Linked DNA regions of Homo sapiens: region 2 is linked to region 1. A link is a contact called in ENCODE Hi-C or POLR2A ChIA-PET data. All regions are on one chromosome and are shown on one strand. Each heading gives the region's core, a stretch centred on a gene start or an enhancer-like site at or near the end of the contact. The rest is flanking DNA. Distances are from core to core; before and after follow the strand shown. Region 1 holds the start of CARINH (colitis associated IRF1 antisense regulator of intestinal homeostasis). Region 2 holds the start of C5orf15 (chromosome 5 open reading frame 15).

Evidence for each region. A loop is a pair of places that touch in the nucleus more often than their neighbours do. ChIA-PET counts read pairs that join two places held with the same protein, here RNA polymerase II (POLR2A). Pooled maps may share reads with other maps.
Region 2: a loop to region 1 is called in a pooled map, with 5 times the contacts of the local background. The contact joins the promoter of C5orf15 here to the promoter of CARINH in region 1. A Hi-C loop is called at or near these places in 4 of 50 pooled maps. POLR2A ChIA-PET finds 5 or more read pairs at or near these places in 3 of 52 experiments (PC-9, activated B cell and naive thymus-derived CD8-positive, alpha-beta T cell).

The regions. Positions count from the first base shown.
Region 1 is chr5:132,409,651-132,415,516 of GRCh38, reverse strand. CARINH (colitis associated IRF1 antisense regulator of intestinal homeostasis) reads right to left here and starts at 4,588. Exons shown (of 4, transcript NR_161242.1): 1 at 4,476-4,588. RefSeq lists silencers at 4,290-4,579, 4,650-4,949 and an enhancer at 5,190-5,239.
Region 2 is chr5:133,964,301-133,970,945 of GRCh38, reverse strand. C5orf15 (chromosome 5 open reading frame 15) reads left to right here and starts at 2,321. Exons shown (of 3, transcript NM_020199.3): 1 at 2,321-2,500. The coding sequence starts at 2,362. LOC105379183 (a long non-coding RNA gene) reads right to left here and starts at 2,257. Exons shown (of 2, transcript NR_134247.1): 1 at 2,154-2,257; 2 at 723-1,195. RefSeq lists enhancers at 2,178-2,397, 3,028-3,127.

The DNA.
Region 1 (5,866 bases), core at 3,339-5,838:
TCATATGCCATAAATGAAGGCAATCATAATAGGTTTTATTGGAATAAAAAAACACTGTGGTTAAAATATAGTCAAAATACTGCTACCCCTTTGCCCATTCTTTTATATAAAATGGGAGATTAGAGAGGCTTAGAGAGGTGTTAAAGGTATGCTAGCACCAAGCTAAAGTTTTTCACCTTCCGTTGATCAGAAGACTGAAAAGGAATTGAGCATGGGAATAACTTTCTCACTGTGAGTCAGTGTTAGACAATGTGGCAAATGTGTCCCAACTAGAATTACCCTGCGCCACCTGAAATAACCTCATATGAAAACATGCCTTAGGACATATTCCTGGAAGTAGAACTGGGATAAAAGGCATGGACACTTTAAGCAGCTTCTGATAACCACAGCCCAAACACCATCCAAGTTAGTTTTACCACAGTTTTACTATGACTGTGTCCATTTTACTTCACGTTCACAAATATTAAGTACTATAAACAAAATATTAAAATAGTTAAAACGTTTCAGCTTTTTGATGTAAAATATCCAGCAGCTGAATCTTCAAAGGCTATTTTCATGCTCTTCTAGCTAGTCCCTGACCCTAGGGCAGGGCTATTTTATGAACCTTTAATTAGTGGTAAGCTTACAACAAACTGATACTGCACTTGGTTTCACCAAGCTGAAGTAAACTCTGTAAAAGATGAGGAAGTGACTTTAGCATTTGCAAATATTTCAGAATGCCTTTGTGCCAGCAAAGGTCAAACAACGATCAGAATTGCATGGATTCCAAAGTATACTTTTGGGAAATAAGAGACTCAGAGAAGCATTACTCAAGATACAATTCACTATGAATTTTCAGCAATTCAATGAAAAGTCTAAAAGAAATACATGTTTAAACTTTCCTATCCTGGTATAATATGCAATTGCACAAATAGGTTAGATTGTAGATTAATGCAATTGTTAATATTTCTAACATAGAAAAAGGAAATTGTATTTTGAAGCAAGAAGAATTAATAACAATTGGAATTGTTCAGGTTATTTTAATAATTCCCAGGCAGATACCTATGTGTATATGTGCCTGTGGGGAAAAGGTAAGGAAAAAGAGACGTGAGAAAACATACTTATGTAATTCCAGCACTTTGGGAGGCTGAGGCGGGTGGATCACTAGGTCAAGAGATTGAGACCATCCTGGCCAACATGGTGAAACCCCGTCTCTGCTAAAAATACAAAAATTAGCTGGGCATGGTGGGACCTGTAGTCCCAGCTACTCGGGAGGCTGAGACAGGTGAAGTGCTTGAGCCCGGGAGGTGGAGGTTGCAGAGAGCTGAGATTGTACCACTGCACTCCAGCCTGGGTGACAGAGCGAGACTCCATCTCAAAAACAAAAACAAAAACAAAAAATAAAAAAAAAGATTTATTATGTTTGGAAGGAGGTTATAGGTTCTGATTAATTTTTGCCAGAGACAAAAATACAAGTTTATCTAAGCTTAAGAACTAAATGATGGCCTATTGTAAGATATAGAACTTCCAACTCACTGAATAAAAAGAAGGAAAGAAGAAACAGGGGACAAATACACTTTGATGAATCCATAGAGTCACAAGGAAAAAAAAAACACACATGATAAATACATGGCAAAACAAGATGGCAAAAATAAGACCACATTTATCAGTGATCAAAATAAATATGAATGAATTAAATTCCATTGTTAAAAGACCAAGACTTTCACCCTAAATGCCCATAAATGGAAAATGGATAAATTATGGTATGTATTCCATTTTAATGGATGTGTATGTGTGTGTATGTATGTGTATGTGTGTGTATACACCACAGAAAGAGGCCCATGAGTTTCAGTTTAGAAAGATGTAGAAATATATTTGTATAAGCATAGGAAAGGGTCCAGAAAAACACACCAATATGATATCTGTGGTTGCCTATAAAGAGCAGTTTACCTATGAGTTTCAGTTTAGAAAGTTGTAGAAAAATATTTGTATAAGCATAGGAAAGGGTCCAGAAAAACACACCAATATGATATCTGTGGTTGCCTATGGAGGCTGAAGTGGACTTTCCTGTCTCACTTTACAAATGTCTATACTGTTTGAATTTATTACAAAAGCATATGACTAAAGAAACATGAAAAAATGGAATAATAAACATAAGGGCAGAATCAGCAAAATAGAGGACATAGAGGACCAAAAAAAAGGTGGTTAACAAAACTTGAAGTATTTATTTGAAAGTAGACAAACCTCTAGTGAGACTGATCAAGAATAACTGACAGAAGATTTTTTAAAAATGAGATTACAGAAAAAGGAAGAAATGACAAATAAAACAGACATTTTAAAACTTATAAAGGAATAATATAAACACATGATAATACATTTGAAAATACAGATGAAATGAATAATTTCTAGACAATAAAAATTGCCAAATTTGGCACAAAAATGTGAATAACCACTTAAGAGACTCAAATAATTTTGAAACCTCTTCCCCATAGAGTTTCAGACCCAGAAGATTTTACAAGTGCCTCCTACTAACTTCCAAGGAGCAGAAAATCTCTATCTTAATGGAGTTGCTTTAGAAAATAGAAAAAAAGAGAAAACATTGCCCAATTTGTTACTTGATTTTGAAATGTTAAATATGGACTGTACAAATAAAGAAAAATACAGGATAGTTTCACTTATAAACATAGATGTTAAACTCCTAAATAAAATATTATCTAATCAAATACGAAAGTGTATTACAAATACATCATGATAAAGTAATTCACCACATTAGTCGATTGTGGAAGAGGTTACTAGTGCTCACCAGTCTCTCGTTCTTTTCCTCCTGGGAACACCACCAGGCTACATTTCCCAGCCACCTTACAATTAGGTGAGACCCATGAGACTAGTCCATGCCAATGGAATGTGAATGGAAGTGCATCTAATTTTCTGGCTCATGAAAACAGCAGCATTTTCTCTATTTTCTTTTTTTCTTTCTTTGTTTTTTTTAGACGGAGTTTAGCTCTTGTTGCCGAGGCTGGAGTGCAGTGGCGCGATCTTGGCTCACTGCAACCTCCGCCTCCCGGGTTCAAGCAATTCTCCTACCTCAGCCTCCCAAGTAGCTGGGATTACAGGCATGTGCCACAATGCCTGGCTAATTTTGTATTTTTAGTAGAGACGGGGTTTCTCCATGTTTGTCAGGCTGGTCTCAAACTCCCGACCTCAGGTAATCAGCCCGCCTCGGCCTCCTGAAGTGCTGGGATTACAGGCGTGAGCCACCGTGCCCGGCAAGAGCAGCATTTTCTAAAAGCAATCAGTACTCAACACCATCCTGCTGAGGTAGGGCAGCGGCGGACTCCATGTTTTGAAACTTAGGAACTTAGACCATCTTTTGTCAAATTCAGATGGTTTTCTCAAAGTAAAGATCATTCAAGTTTTGTTTCAGTAATGGGCCGTATGATCAGATCTGTGTGATTAGGCTGAATTCATTATTATTGAGACAAAAATTGAGTTAAAGGGGATTCTTGGTATTGGCCTGCAAAACCTGTCATAACTTAAATGTAAAGTTTCTGATGATTTAGTCACTTTACTCTCAGCTCTTAGCTCTTTCACTCACCTGTCCTTGTTCTACACAACCTGCCTGATGGGTAACTTGAATACATATTTTCTCTCTTCAGGGGATGGGAACGCCCTAAGGGCAGGGGCTGTTTCCACAGCCCTGGGGTGGAACCCCCTTCCTGCATACCAAGAATGAGTTGGCTATACTTGACGAAGGGCAAAGACAAGGTGGCACGCATCTTTCATGCTTCTGCTGGCAGATGCAGTGGACTGGAAATTTCCTGGTCTGGGAAGGACTCGGTCTGTGAGTGCACCTATCCCTGACATCTATGCTAGCCCCGGGATGGGGGCCCCAGCAGAGTAAGGCCCTGACTTCACATGGACAGGGCCAGGGCAAGGGGGCCACATCCTGGCCTAGTTGCTCTCCATGCCCGTGATCAAGGGAGATGAGCTGCCAGCTTGCTCGGTCAAGGAACACTTGGAAGGCACTCCAAGTGCCCCCAGGTGCACCAGATCTAGGAAACTTAAGCAAACTACATGAGGTATGGGGTGGGGCCCAGTGGGAAAAATGAGTCTGACAGGTCAGAGGGAGTAGATTATGAGCTCAGGTTAGGCATTCTGTTCAGCATTTTACGTACACCCTCCCACTTTTGATTTTTACCAACACCCAGGGAGGTCGGTGCTCTACAAAAGGGAAAGGCGTGCTCAGGTGGCCCGACTTGCCACGGTTCCAGCTCGACCCCGGGCTGCTAGCCCCTTGGCACGCTTGTCTGAGGCCTCCCAGGTCTTCCAGCCTGGCCTGGAGGCTCAAAGCCACGAAACCCAAGGGTGCCGCTTCTCAGGCCCTCCCCGCCCCCACGGCAGAACCCCTGACCCTGCCCGGGTCAAACGCCTGGCGTCGGGCCCGCCGGGTCCGCAAGGAGGAGCCCGCGAGGCGGCCGCGAAGGGGCTGTGCTTACCTCGCCCGGCGCGGGTTGCGGCCCCAGGGCCCGCGCTCCAGGCTGGCGGCCGCTGCATTCTGCGCCCCTCGCCTGAAACGGCAGCTGCGCCAGTCCTGGCCACGACCGCTTTCATTTTCCTCAACGACATCGGCAGGAAAGCGAAAGCGAAACCCTCCGGGAGGCGGGACCGGGGCCGAGCGCGCAGTGAACGCGGGGCGCGCGGCGGGCGCGGGCCGGCAGCCAGAGGCGGGGGCCCCGGGCTCGGGTCTGCGCGTGGCCTGGCCCGGTGGCGTTCGGGGTGGAGCTGGGCCAGCCGAGTGCCCGAGAGCTAGTCCGCCACGCACACCTGCCTCGGCGGGACCCGGGCCCGGGCTGGGCGGGAGGCTGGGCAGGCCCGCCGTAAGTGGAAAGGCGCCCGCGGCGCTTCGGCCGACCGGGACAGGTTCCTCCATCTGCCCTTCATTCAGCGTTTACTTGGGCCTGTGGCTGGCAGCCGGCCCGGGACCTGACCGCTGGCGGCGCCTCGGGCTCTGGCCTGAGGAGGCAGATGGCAGCCTGAGCAACTGGGACCAAGCCTCTGAGGAGTCCCCGTTGGAGGGGACTTGACCATGAGGTACCAGGCATCTCATCTGGGGTCAGCGGAGAACCCAAAAGTCAATGACGTCGGTGAAATGGGGGTCCCTTCATCCGATAAGAGAAACTGGAACAGCAAGCCTATGGTTTGGACTCCCTGGTCTAAGCGGTGCCCATCAATATCTAAACATTTAGAGATTCCAGGTTTCAGTGTCTGGCCGTCTCTTACTGTCAGTGATTTGGGGCAAAATATTCAAGTAGTTAGACTTAATTACTTCCCCTGTGGGATGGGAATAATAATAATCATACCTACTGCCAGAATTTTAGGAATGAACAATAGAAGGAAGAAAATACTTAAAATTTTCTGACAGCCTCTAAGTGGGTTCCTTGAGGGCAGCAACCAAGTCATTTACCTGGATGCTTGATAGACATTCTCTAATGGCCAGTCCATCAACTTGGAGCTATCTCCATGATAACAGGTTAGTTGTCAAAGTTTGGACAATATTATCTGGAGTTTAAAGACTGAGGAAGCCCTGCAATTTTTTTTGGAAGGTGTCTGAAACTTAGCCTGACAATTAGCCCCCACAATTATGCCACGGAACCAGGTTTTTGTTAGAGTGGAGCATGGCCACAACGTTTGATGGACATTCCTACAGCGGTGTTCAGCGCTGGCCACTGAGGTCTGAAAATACTTTTGCAAGCATTTCTATTCACTTGCTTTTAGAAAACATTGGTAAGACACCATACTCCAAACACAGTTTGCCCTGTCTGTACGTTTGTTGCAAAGCAAACATAAAAGTTTTTGCCATAGAGCAAACACAGAGCAGTCTGTTATA
Region 2 (6,645 bases), core at 1,072-3,571, 1.6 Mb before region 1:
TGCTCACCTTGGCCTCCAAAAGTGCTGGGATTACAGGCGTGAGCCACCACATCCAGCCTATTGTGGAAACACAAATAGTAATAAACTCTATGCATGATCCAGCTTCAACAAATATGAACATTTTTTTCCATTCATGATTTTTCAGCAGAATTCCTTTTTTTTCTATGTTTGAAAGTGACATTCAAAACAGGAACCATCTATTTTAGCATTTTATGCAACTGATCACCCAAAAACTGTGGGCCTCAGTATTTGTCATACTGTCTTCAGGGACTTGCAGCTATTTCTAAGTGAATGTTCATAGAATTTATCCAGAGATTATGGCACATAGTGGTTGCTGGGTACATCTAGTCAGATGTCAGGTACAGTATTAAGATATTTTACTTTTAGAGACAGTCTTACTCTGTCACCCAGACTGAAGTGCACTGTCATCATCATAGCTCACTGCAGCCTTGAACTCCTGGGCTCCTGTGATCCTCCCATCTCAGCCTCCCGAGTACTTGGGATTACAGGCATAAGCCTGGCCCTAAAATATTTAAAAATGTATAAAGGGTTCTCTTGAGTATGAGGGAATATTTCCCTCACTAGTTACTTATTGTCTGCTTGTTGCATGCAGCATGTTGGAATATCATTGTGCAAAATGCTTTGAGTTCATAATATCTCACCAGTTAAGAGAATTGAGACAATCTGGTATGAGGACACAAATGGACAAAGTGGACAATGAGTCAGGGAAGAGGACTGCAGTGTGTTTATTATAGATTAACTTTAAAGTCAACAAGCAGAAACTAAGATTGAGAAGCTCATTTGTTGAACTGAGTGGTTTTACAGAAAACTTAAGTACCGCTCAGAGAAGGGAAGCTCCTGGGGGACTGGGAGGACTTTGCACCTTGGCTAAAGTGGAGAGTTTGCAATAAGGACACCATTCAGTCTAATACGGGCTTCTGGGGGATTTCGGGAAATGTGCAGATGAATGACTTCTTAGTTTTCTTAACACAGAGTTTGTGTGTTTCTGAGCTGTCACCAGGGTGAGATAAAAGCTTAGGGGAAACCAGATTCAGGAGTAGAACACAGGCCCTTTAGAGAGACAGCTCAGCTGTGTCTCTGGGGGATAACAGCAATCTTCGCAGGGAATCATAGAGACCAGAATGGTGAAGCTGTGGGCACAATAAATGTCTTGCTTAACGTCACATTGATTTTCCTGAAATTGATCAAATGGAACTTTTATGAATTGAAGCCTGTATCTGTTTATTAAGGAGACATTTACAGAACGTACACACAGAGCAAAGTATGGCGCCAGGGCCCTAGGTGAACTTCTTGGAAGTTTGTAAGTTTGCATTTTTATACACTGGGGATTTCAAGTAACAAAATTTAAAAAGAGAAGCTTATTTTAGGAAATCTGAAAGTTATTTTCAATGGCAGCCCCTCACCTCTACTTCCTAGCTACCTTCCTTTCTTTTCCTCCATAATTTTTTTTTTTTTTTTGAGACGGAGTCTGTGGCCCAGGCTAGAGTGCAGTGGCATCTCGGCTCCCTGCAGCCTCCACCTCCCGGGTTACAGCGATTCTCCTACCTCAGCCTCCCGAGTAGCTGCGATTACAGGCACGCGCCACCACGCCTGGCTAATTTTTGTATTTTTAGTAGAGTCGGGGTTTCTCCATGTTGGCCAGGCTGGTCTCCAACTCCGGACCTCAGGTGATCTGCCCTCCTCGGCCTCCCAAAGTGCTGGGAGCCACTGCACTAGGGCCGGTCCATAATATCTTTATCATCTTGTATAGTGTGTATTTTACACCATATTCGCCCTCACAAGAAAATAAACTGCCAAGGCGGGCGGGGGGGTGGGGGGTTCTTTTTGTTCACTGCTGTATCTTAAATAGGGAGAGGTGCTAAATCTTTGTTGAAAAAAAATAAATGACTGTCGGGAAAGATTTTTAAAAATTACTTATAATCCCATCACCGAAATAGGACTACTTAACATTTGTGTTTCTTTCGCCTTTGAGAGAGGAAGAGCAGTTACTTCGCTTTCGTGATCAGTCTGTTCTACAGCTGGATCTTCCTTTTTAAAATGGCTAAAAACGCTATTTTTGGCTGTATAGTACCCAATCATGCAGGCGGCAGGGAGGGGCTCGCTTTGGCCCTCTTCAGCACGTCACACCCTACCTTTAATCCGCAGCCAACTGTGTGGCGGTCCCCACTTTCGCCTAGCGGCAACTCCCTCCTCCCTGCAATCCTTCCTTCTTATTCCGGTTTCCAGAGCACGTCTCCAGGCTTCGACGTCACCACGCTGGGACGTATGTGCCGAGGGCCGCGGCGTCTGACCTCATGGCGTAGAGCCTAGCAACAGCGCAGGCTCCCAGCCGAGTCCGTTATGGCCGCTGCCGTCCCGAAGAGGATGAGGGGGCCAGCACAAGCGAAACTGCTGCCCGGGTCGGCCATCCAAGCCCTTGTGGGGTTGGCGCGGCCGCTGGTCTTGGCGCTCCTGCTTGTGTCCGCCGCTCTATCCAGTGGTAAAGGGGGGCGGCAGTGTGGGCTTAGGAAGGCTAGGAGGGCTCGGGCGCAGGGCAGGAGACAGGCCGGGCCAGGGAAAGGGCGCTTCCAAGTGTCAGGAGCAGACGGCGGTGTCTGGTTGGGTCAGGGTCTCCGCGGGCCTGAGGACGGAGGGTATGGTGTCTGAAGGGGTCCAAGGTGGTAGGGTCTCCAAGGGGCCTGAGAAGCGGGGTCCCTGAGAGATGCAGGAACCCAGGGAGCAGGCAGCAGGGTGTGTAGATGGGCGGGGAGGGAGGAGTGGTGTTAGCGCCTAGAGATCGTTGAAGAATGGGCTGCCGCAAGGAATGGCGGTGGTGGGGTCTCCAAAATTTCTTGGATCGGAAAGTTAGGAGACTCTGGAAGAGAGGGTGGCGACAGGGGCTGAGGAGGTGGCCGGGGCTGGGGGTGTGGTGTCTGGAAAGGGTCCTGAGTTTGGGGGACTCAGGAATCTTGCAGGACCAAGGAAAGGTGGGGGTTTTCCAGAATGGGAGAGGTCAGTGGTAAAGACCGAGGCGGGCAGGGGCAGTAATCCAGTGACTGGACTGAACCAATGGAATATTTCCGAGAGGGAAAGTGAAAGGGAAAGAGCTGTCTTAGGGTACTGGTGCATATTTGAAGACTGGGAGGTTCTGGTGTTTGATAAAGATTCAGAGTACTGGGGCGTTGGGCCCCTGAAGGCTTGGGAGGCAGAGAGGAGTTTGGAGACAAGGGAGATCATGATTCCTCTTCCCTGTGTTCCGAGTTAACCAGGATAACCCTGCCTCGTTTTAATGCATCTGTAGGATTTGATTGATAAAATATTTCATTTCTTGCAAATGTTGCATGGTGAAATCAAGAGATTGAAGGCTTTTATTGAGAAATTAGGAAATCTGTAAACCAGTGCCTGATACTTGGTGGGAAAAATCCACTATTAAGAACTTGTAAGGATTAAACGGTATTTTGTTTAGTAGTCCCATTTTTCTTTCAGGCCAAGACACAGTCCTGCGTTTCTCCCTAAATTTGAATTTTCAGCTGCAAAACAGTGTGACCTGGTATAGTGTTTTCTTTCTTGCCAGCAGGGCCTGTCCAGCCCTACATTCCTCTGCGACAGTACTGTGGGTACATACTTATGTTTCCTCAGCAACATTTCAGTGTTGCTAACTGGACGCCCTCCCAGAAGTCTTTGCAGTCCCTGAGGAAGGACTGCTGTCCATTTCCTAAGGCCCTTTTATCATTAGTGAAATGTAATGAGGATTTCCCTGGTTGATGCAGATATTCCCGTTCCTAAAGTACTTAAGTAGCTTAATTGTTTTGGCCATTTAATCATCTAAGAAAAATAAAACACAAACATTTATATTTCCTGCTGGAATGCTTAAGGGATATATATCTGGCAACTGTAGTTTCAGAAACAGCTTTTTTCCCCTAAGAGATGGTTGAAAATTGGGCAAGAAGTGAGGCAGAATGTGGACTGTTAAGTGTCCTTTAGTCTCTGCTTTTATTTGTTAGAGCCCTATAAATATTTTTCTAACTATACTGAGACATTTTAGAGAATCTTTATCTTTTAAATTAAGTCTTTACATACACCAGTTTAAAATGTCATAAATTCAGATTATTCTGTCCTGAAAAGAAGCTAAATGAAAACGAACATACATGTCTTTAATAGGCGAGCAGCTCCACTGCACTACAGTGTAGCTTGGGATATAAGTATTTTTTGTAAGCATACCTTATAATTTCAAAGTAGTCACTCCTGTAATAAGAAAATTAGTCTAGAATGTGTTGAGTTCCAAATTTCAAGTGAGTTTACAAAGGTAGAAGGTTACCACATTAGATTTATTTAAATTTGTTCCATATTAGGTTTTAAAAACTGTCAATGCTTGGTTATATGCTCGTCAGTCTGTAAGAATTTTTGTTTTATGTTTTTGTTTTGATCAAGTCTAAAAAATTAACATAAGCAGTTTGGATCACTGGGTGACTAATTCTTGGTCATGCCATTTCAAAAATGCCTGGTTCTCTACATTTGCCATTATATTGTCCCCAAATGATCACCTAAACTTAATGTATAATGCATTTCATTTTTAAGGCATTGTTTCTCAAACCAGTGTGTGAATGAGTTCTCGGGGTCCTCTGCATTCTTAAGTTTAAGAAATGCTGATATAGTTTTATTTTAGGGCAGTTTTTAAAAAGGGACCAGTAGAAGGGGAGAATTAAATTTATAAAGTTTTGTTTTTTGTTTTTTTTTTGAGTCTGTCGCGAGGCTGGAGTGCAGTGGCGTGATCTCGGCTCATTGCAACCTCCGCCTCCCGGTTTCAAGTGATTCTTCTGCCTCAGCCTCCCGAGTATGCTGGGACTACAGGCGCGCACCACACCTGGCTAGTTTTTGTATTTTTAGTAGAGACGGGGTTTCACCGTGTTATCCAGGATGGTCTCAATCTCCTGACCTCGTGATCCGCCCGCCTTGGCCTCCCAAAGTGCTGGGATTACAGGCCTGAGCCACTGTGCCCAGCCTTTTTTGTTTGTTTGTTTGAGACAGGGTTTTGCTCTGTCGCCCAGGCTGGAGTGCAGTAGCACAAACTTGGCCCATTGCAACTTCCGCCTCCTGGGCTCAAGCAGTCCTCCCACTTCAGCCCCCTGAATAGCTGGGACCACAGGTGCCTGCCACCGTGCTCAGCTGATTTTTGTATTTTTGTAGAGATGGGGTTTTGCCATGTTGGCCAGGCTGGTCTTGAATTCCTGTGCTTAAGCGATCCACTTGCCCTGGCCTCCCAAAGTGCTAGGGTTACAGGCGTGAGCCACCGTGTCCGGCCTAAGCTTTATTTTTAAAATGTTAAGCTTCAAGTAGAGAGGTAATATCAATTAGGAAAGGGAAGATTTAGAAGTCTTATTTATATGCTCATAGAAGGTCAACAGTTAAATCCGTAAAGTCAGAGTTGTACCTTTGTTCTGAATACTCTTCATATCTGACTTAATCAACTTCTCTGATTTGAAGGAGTTTGAGTAAGTTGATAGCCTTTGTATTACATGTTTCAGGTCAATTATTTGTTTTTTCTTGTGCTGTATTTGTGTATTACTTCCAAGATTTTACTGCTTGACTAAGACATTCTGCTCCTACTTGGTGCTAGGTATTGGAGTTAAACAATGAATAGGGTGATACTGGGGGTATCCTTAGAAGAATGAGTGGCGTTTTGCTGAGAACCATGGCATGGGCTCTTGAGGGAGTGCAGTAGGTGCATAGATGCTATGTGGGATGTGGTGTGGGATTTGTGGTGAGAGTTGAATCGAGAGCATATTCAATAAATATTTATTGAGTGCCTGCTATCTATTAAGTAGGTAATGGGGATAGAGCTGTTAGGGAGATTAGTAAGATAATGAGAGTGAGGTAATGGGGGCCAGATCATGTAGGATCTTGAAGGCTATTATAAAAATTTTCACTTTTGTGAGAAATGGATGGCCCTAGAGGGTCTTAAGTAGAGGAGTAACATTTGATTTAAGTTTTGACAGAATGACTCTGGCTGCTGTGTTGAGTATAGACAGTAGAAGTTAGGGTGGAAGCAGGCAGATTAATTAGGAGGCTATTGTAATAATCCATGTGAGATAATGGTTACTTGGATGAGGCAGGAGCAGTGGAGGGTGAAAAGCCCTCAAATGCTGCATATGTCAGAATAACAGATTGGATGTGGGATGTTAAAAAAAATGACAACTCCAAGGTTTTTAGTTTTAGTAACTACAAAGATGTAGTTGCCATTAATTGAGATGGAGACTAAGTAGAACAAGTTTTTTTGTTTTTTGAGTGGGGCATAGGAATTTATTTAAACTTATTTTGAGATAATTATAGATTCACTTGGCAGTTGTAAGAAATAATATAGAGATCCTGCATATCCCCTACCCAGTTTTCCTAATAGTAACGTCTTTCAAAACAATAGTGCAATATCACGACCAGGATATTAACATTGGTACAGTCAAAATACGGGGCATTACCATCACCACAAGGATATCTCATATTGCCCTTATAAAGCCACCCCACTTCCCTCCTACCTCACCCCTCCTGAACTCCTGGTAACCACAAATTATCCATTTGTATAAGTTGGTAATTTTGAGAATCTTACATAAATGGAATAATACAGTATGTAACTTTTGGGATTGACTTTTT